Linked DNA regions of Homo sapiens: region 1 is linked to region 2. A link is a loop called in an ENCODE intact Hi-C map of the cell type or tissue named here. Cell type or tissue: sigmoid colon. All regions are shown on one strand. Links, peaks and the distances in the headings refer to the core of each region. The heading gives the core; the rest is flanking DNA. Region 1 overlaps DNMBP (dynamin binding protein). Region 2 overlaps DNMBP (dynamin binding protein).

Region 1 (2,915 bases), core at 188-2,687, 51 kb before region 2:
TACAGGCGTGTGCCACTATACCCGGCTAATGTTTTTTGTAGTTTAGTAGAGACAGGGTTTCACCATGTTGCCCAGGGTGGTTTCAAACTCCTGAGCTCAGGCAATCCACCCACCTCAGCCTCCCAAAGTGTTGGGATTACAGGCGTGAGCCACTGCGCCCGGCCGTTAATGTGTTTCTTAAGTGGCTTTTAATTTATGAATTTATGGTTTTCCTTTTTTTTTTTTTGAGACGGAGTCTTGCTCTGTCACCAGGCTGGAGTACAGTGGCGCGATCACTGCTCATTGCAACCTCCACCTCCCGGGTTCAAGCGATTCTCCTGCCTCAGCCTCCCGAGAAGCTGGGAATACAGGTGTGCGCCACCACGCCTGGCTAATTTTTTGTATTTTTAGTAGAGATGGGGTTTCACTGTGTTAGCCAGGATGGTCTTGATCTCCTGACCTTGTGATCTGCCCACCTTGGCCTCCCAAAGTGCTGGGGATTACAGGTGTGAGCCACCGCGTCCAGCTTTTTTTTTTTTTTTTTTTTTTTTTTGAGACAGAGTCTCATTCTGTCACCCAGGCTAGAGTGCAGTGGCGTGATCTCAGCTCACTGCAGCCTTTGCCTCCTGGATTCAAGCGATTCTTGTGCCCCACCCACCCAAGTAGCTTGAATTATGGGTGTGAGCCACCATGCCTGGAATAGAGATGGTTTTGCCATGTTGCCCAGGCTGGTCTCGAACTCCTGAGCTCAAGTGATCCATCTGCCTCAGCCTTCCAAAGTGCTGGGATTATAGGCATGAGCCACCGCACCTGGCCTCCTTTTTTAAATTTAAATTTTTTGCTTGTAATTTATTTGTTGAAGAAACTGGTCGTTTATTCTCTAGAGTTTCCCACATTCTGGATTTTTTAAGGGTGTCTGATATAACTTTGCTGTTGTCTCTGTAGTGAGTTAACTTACCCTTTAATCTGTTGGTCACTGCAGGAGGTTCCAAGTTATTCAGGCCTCCATAAATAGAAGGGATTCACTGGCCCTTGTAGTTTGGTCTGGCCCCAAGGTCATTTCTGAGGAGTCTTTCAAAATGTTCCAGGTGTCAGGGAATGACATTATCAACAGCAGGCCATCTCTAGTTGAAAACATTCTGCCTCAGAAGGAATTTTACAACTGCTATGTGGAAGGGCATTTTCGTGTTCCCTAGAGTTAGGGGAGAAAATTGTTAAGAGAATAAGTACCCTGGTTTTCTTCTTTTAGACAGTGCTTGTAGCTTTAAGGATTTCTGAGGCTGAGTGCCAGAAACTCCTTGGGATATTATTGTCTTACAGTTTAGATCTGCTTATCAGGAAACATCTGAGAATCCCTAGAGGGTCAGGGAAGAGGAGGATGAGTTTACATTAAAACCAGACTTTGTTAGTGCCTGTTAGAGTCCCGTATTTTTGAGCAGCTATATGGGCTGTGGAACATAACACTCATCCATGTTTTTCAAACCCATAGTTTTAATTACTTGTTCTTTTTGCTACCAGTGTCTAGATGTTGTTCAATAATTATAACATCTGGACTGCTGTAGACACAAAGAAATCCGTTTTCTTGTATTTTTCTTTTAGTTTTGCTGCCTTGACCTTCTAGTCAGCTGTGATAGTTCTGTGGGATAGTGAGCCAGTATTAAAGTGAAAAGAATGAAAATTGTTGAAGTATGCAGCTGTGTTTGGATTTATTTAGTGATTTGAAGGGTGTAAGAAGAAAGTATCTCAATGTCAATATTTTCATTTAAAGTCAAATGGTTAATAAGTCAAGACTAAAAATCTAAACTAGAAAAAGAAAGACATTCAATAAATTTATTATAACCCTACTTAATACTTTTATTATTATTTTACTAGCTGGTTATTTTAAGTAAGGATTTTGCTTTGATTAAAGATGTTGAAAACAGTTATGAAAATCTTTTGGGTTGAATTTTATTTTTTTAATTTAGTTGGAGTCTCGCTTTGTCACTCAGGCTGGATTGCAGTGGTGCGATTTCGGCTCACTGCAACCGCTGCCTCCTGGTTTCAAGTGATCCTCGTGTCTCAGCCTCCTGAGTAGCTGGGATTACAGGCGGGTGCCACCATGCCTGGCCAATTTTTTATTTTTAGTAGAGACGGGGTTTCGCCATTTTGGCCAGGCTGGTCTCAAACTTCTGACCTCAGGTGATCCACCTGCCTTGGCCTCCCAAAGTTCTGAGATTACAGGTGTGAACCACCGCCCCCAGCCTTTGGGTTGAATTTTACCAACATGTTCAAACGTTATTCTTGTATCCCATAGGTGGGATTCAGGCTTGGTGAATATTCTCTTCTTGTGATTCCAAACGTTTAAAAATTAAAATATAATTATTATTCACAGTAAGTGTTGATGAGAGGTGATTTGCTAGTTTACTGATTGTTTTCCCTGCAGTGATCAGCTAACAATAAAAATAGCACTTCATGTTCACAACTGTTCACAGGTAGCAATAATACATACAGGAGATAATGTATTTGAAAAGCAGTCTGTAAATGTAATTGTACTGTAATAATGTGTCCACGTGGCCTTGCAGAGAACTGCCCATTGTAGATCAATGCCTACTGTGCCTGACGTGGCAGCACCTGGGTGACTCCACTGTCCCTTCTTGAAGACAGACGTGTTTATTATTTTGGCAACAGCCACTGGCCCCAAAAGGCAAAGATAATCAGACAGTGTTTATATAGTTGCTCTTCCAGATTGTTTGTCACATTCTTATAGAATAGCCTGTCTCTCTGTGTATTCACTTTTATTTCTGTCCATCATAAGACACAGGTGCTCCAAGTCACATATCTGCAACCACTCTGGCCCACCAGCACTTCAAAGCTCACCCCATGAAATGCCCCCAACAAGCCTGTTTGGTCATGACTTAAACAAAATTGGATGTCTTTTTCCTAGATTCCCCTGCCAG
Region 2 (2,915 bases), core at 205-2,704:
TTCTCTACAACCATGCCAACATATCTGTTATTTTTTTACTTTAATACCCATTCTGACTGGTGTAAGATGGTTTCTCATTTGGTTTTGATTTGCACTTCTCTGATGATTAGCGATGTTAAGCATTTTTTTCATATATTTGTTGGCCACTTGTATGTCTTCTTTTGAGAAGTGTCAGTTCATGTCCTGTGCCCAGTGTTTAGGGGGGTTGTTTTTTTTCTTGTTAAGTTCCTTATAAATTCTAGATGTTAGGCCTTTGTTGGATGCATAGTTTACATATAGTTTTTCCCAGTCTGTAGGTTGTCTGTTTACTCTGTTGATAGTTTGTTTTGCTGTACAGAAGCTCTTTAGTTTAATTGGGTTCCAGTTGTCAGTTTTTGTTTTTGTTGCAGGTTGCCTAAGCCAATGTCTAGAAGAGTGTTAACTAGGTTTTATTCAAGGATTTGTGTAGTTTGAGACCTCACATGTAAGTCTTTAATCCATCTTGAGTTAATTTTTGTATATGGTGAGAGATGGAAGTCCAGTTTCATTCTTCTGCATATGGTTAGTTTTTCCAGTACCATTTATTGTATAGAGAATTCTTTCCCCATTGCTTATTTTGGTCAACTTTGTTGAAGATTACTTGGTTGTAGGTGTGCAGCTCTATTTCTGGATTTTCTGTTCTGTTCCATTGGTTTACATGCCTTTAAATAGTATTTTAAATACACAGAGCATTAGTTGCTCTATCTGATAGTGTTGATCTTTGTTTTGTGACTAATATTTCATACATCAAAAAAAGGTTTTCATTTTATGTTGATGTTGGTGGAATTGTTAAGTGTGTATTCAAAAGCATTTCTGGAGCTGGGCTCAGTGGCTCATGCCTGTAATCCCAGCACTCTGGGAGGCCGAGGCGGATGGATGACTTGAGGTCAGGAATTTGAGACCAGCCTGGCCAACATGGTGAAACCCTGTCTCTACTAAAAATACAAAAAATTAGCAGGGCATAGTGGTGTGCACCTGTAATCTCAGCTACTTGGGAGACTGAGGCAGGAGAATGGCTTGAACCCAGTAGGCAGAGGTTGCAGTGAGCCAAGATCGTGCCACTGCACTACAGCCTGGGCAACAGAGCGAGACTCCGTCTCAATTAAAAAAAGAAAAAAAAGCATTTCTGGGTAGGGCTGTTCGGTTGCATGTTGTCTCATGAAAGCTCATTTTCTTTTTAATGTTGAAAACATTTTTTCTGCTTCTTCTGATTTTGGCTTTGCCATTGAAATTGATATTGCTTGTGCTAATTCAGATTTTAGATATGTTCCTGATTTTGTGTAGGGATATTTCACAGCAATATTCACATCTCTTTTGTATTTCTTCTGTTAAAACATTTATAAAGAACTATATAGCAAATATTAAGCAGTGGAAAACACTGGACAAACATTACTGGGTGGTTTTCAAATAATGGAACATTTGCCTCTCTGAGCAAGATTTAGCACTGTACAGAATCATGTGTCAGAATTGCTAAGGACTTACTTTGTTTGCAAAACTTTATTTCTTAGACTACCCTTATAAGATCTGTATAAAGCATACTATACAAGTAAGCTTATTAATCTTTATTTTATTTGCAAGAATGACTCACTGTTGGCAACACACGGGGCCATGAGCACACACTCTTCTAAACACATGTATTACATAGCAACAACTATGAGCAAAGCTAACTGATTAGACCCTGGCCCTCCTACCCACTCTTGTCCTCATTCCCAGAAATGTCACCTTGTAACATTTTACTCCGCGTGCCAGTATTCTCTGCTCTTGCGTCAACTTGACATTGGTGGATTTCTTTAAACTCTTAATGTCTCTGCATTTATTGTTAGGCTTTATTCTCTCAGGAGAATCCTAGTACCTTCTCTTGTTTCCTAGAGTCCTCAGCTGATTTTTTTTGTTTTTTTTGTTTTTGATTTAGAAAGACATATAAATTTCCTAAGAAATGCTGAGAAGGAATTTCCACATGGAAACAAACACTAGTCATTCTCAGCCCAGGTCCAACTTAAACCAATTTCAAGGCTCAGTGTACCTTGTACCTTGGATGACCAAGGTATCGGAACTCAGCTGTAATTTAGCAAGAGGGCTGGCCCAATTCTGATTTACCCTCGGGAGTTCTTTAGGATCTTAGCTTATTACAGAAAAGGTCTCCTTTTAGATTTCTATTTTAAAGATTTTTTTTTTCTATGAGAGACTGATCCAAATAATGTAGACTTCAATTATTGGAAATAAAAAGTCCAGTATTAGTTTTAGATAAGCCAGTCTTTGGCTGTAACTGAGAATTAGGAGTTTTAAATTTGGAATTATCATCTAGAGTCAGGGTAGAATACTAGACAGTATTTATGATTGCTGTGTGTTGGGGAATGAAACATCATTTTGTGGGCTTCCGTGTGGTATTCAGGTCAATCACTCATTCATCCAGGAAATACTCAATTTATTTTTACCATGTGCCAGGCACTGTGCTAAGGGCTGGGTACATAGCGATGAACATTATAGATGTGCTCGCTGGTCTCAAGGAGCTTCCAGTCAAATGAGTTGCTAATTAACAAGTTAAGGTTCAGATCTCAAGCACACTACCTTCAAGTCTGAACAGGTTGACTTGCAAAGCAGTAGAAACATTAAGAGGTAGTTCTCAGACTTTCAGGTTTCCCAGTACATATTATTTTTAGAAGCTCTGATCAGGACTACCTAGTGCTACCCTATCTCTTGGTGAGGTTCACACACCTGAATTTGAAAAGAGGGTGTGCATTCATTTCTTTATTCAGTGTATATTTCTTGAGCACACATGATGAGCCAGGCACTAGCTACACGTTGATTAATTTAAAAAAACATAGTCATATTATCATTCATATTTATGTGTGTTTGAAACCCCAGTGATCATATTGATATTGACCTCTACAGCTAAT

Evidence for each region. Hi-C counts contacts between places; a loop is a spot of excess contacts. Peaks named below come from ENCODE experiments on the same cell type or tissue, not always from the same donor. Only the 100,000 strongest peaks of a DNase experiment are listed, where the experiment ranks them.
Region 1: it touches region 2 in a loop (5-fold over the local background); 5 of 110 quality-filtered maps call a loop at or near these places.

The regions. Positions count from the first base shown.
Region 1 is chr10:99,995,545-99,998,459 of GRCh38, reverse strand. All of the region lies in intron 1 of DNMBP (dynamin binding protein), which reads left to right. Among named protein-coding and RNA genes, the nearest start is that of DNMBP, 13 kb to the left of the region's middle. In sigmoid colon, for the core only: no CTCF peak of the experiment used is centred there; no DNase peak of the experiment used is centred there; H3K4me3 peaks cover 368 bases.
Region 2 is chr10:99,944,178-99,947,092 of GRCh38, reverse strand. All of the region lies in intron 4 of DNMBP (dynamin binding protein), which reads left to right. The region is part of intron 2 of DNMBP-AS1 (DNMBP antisense RNA 1); the gene reads right to left. Among named protein-coding and RNA genes, the nearest start is that of DNMBP-AS1, 18 kb to the right of the region's middle. In sigmoid colon, for the core only: no CTCF peak of the experiment used is centred there; a DNase peak (open chromatin) is centred at 1,642.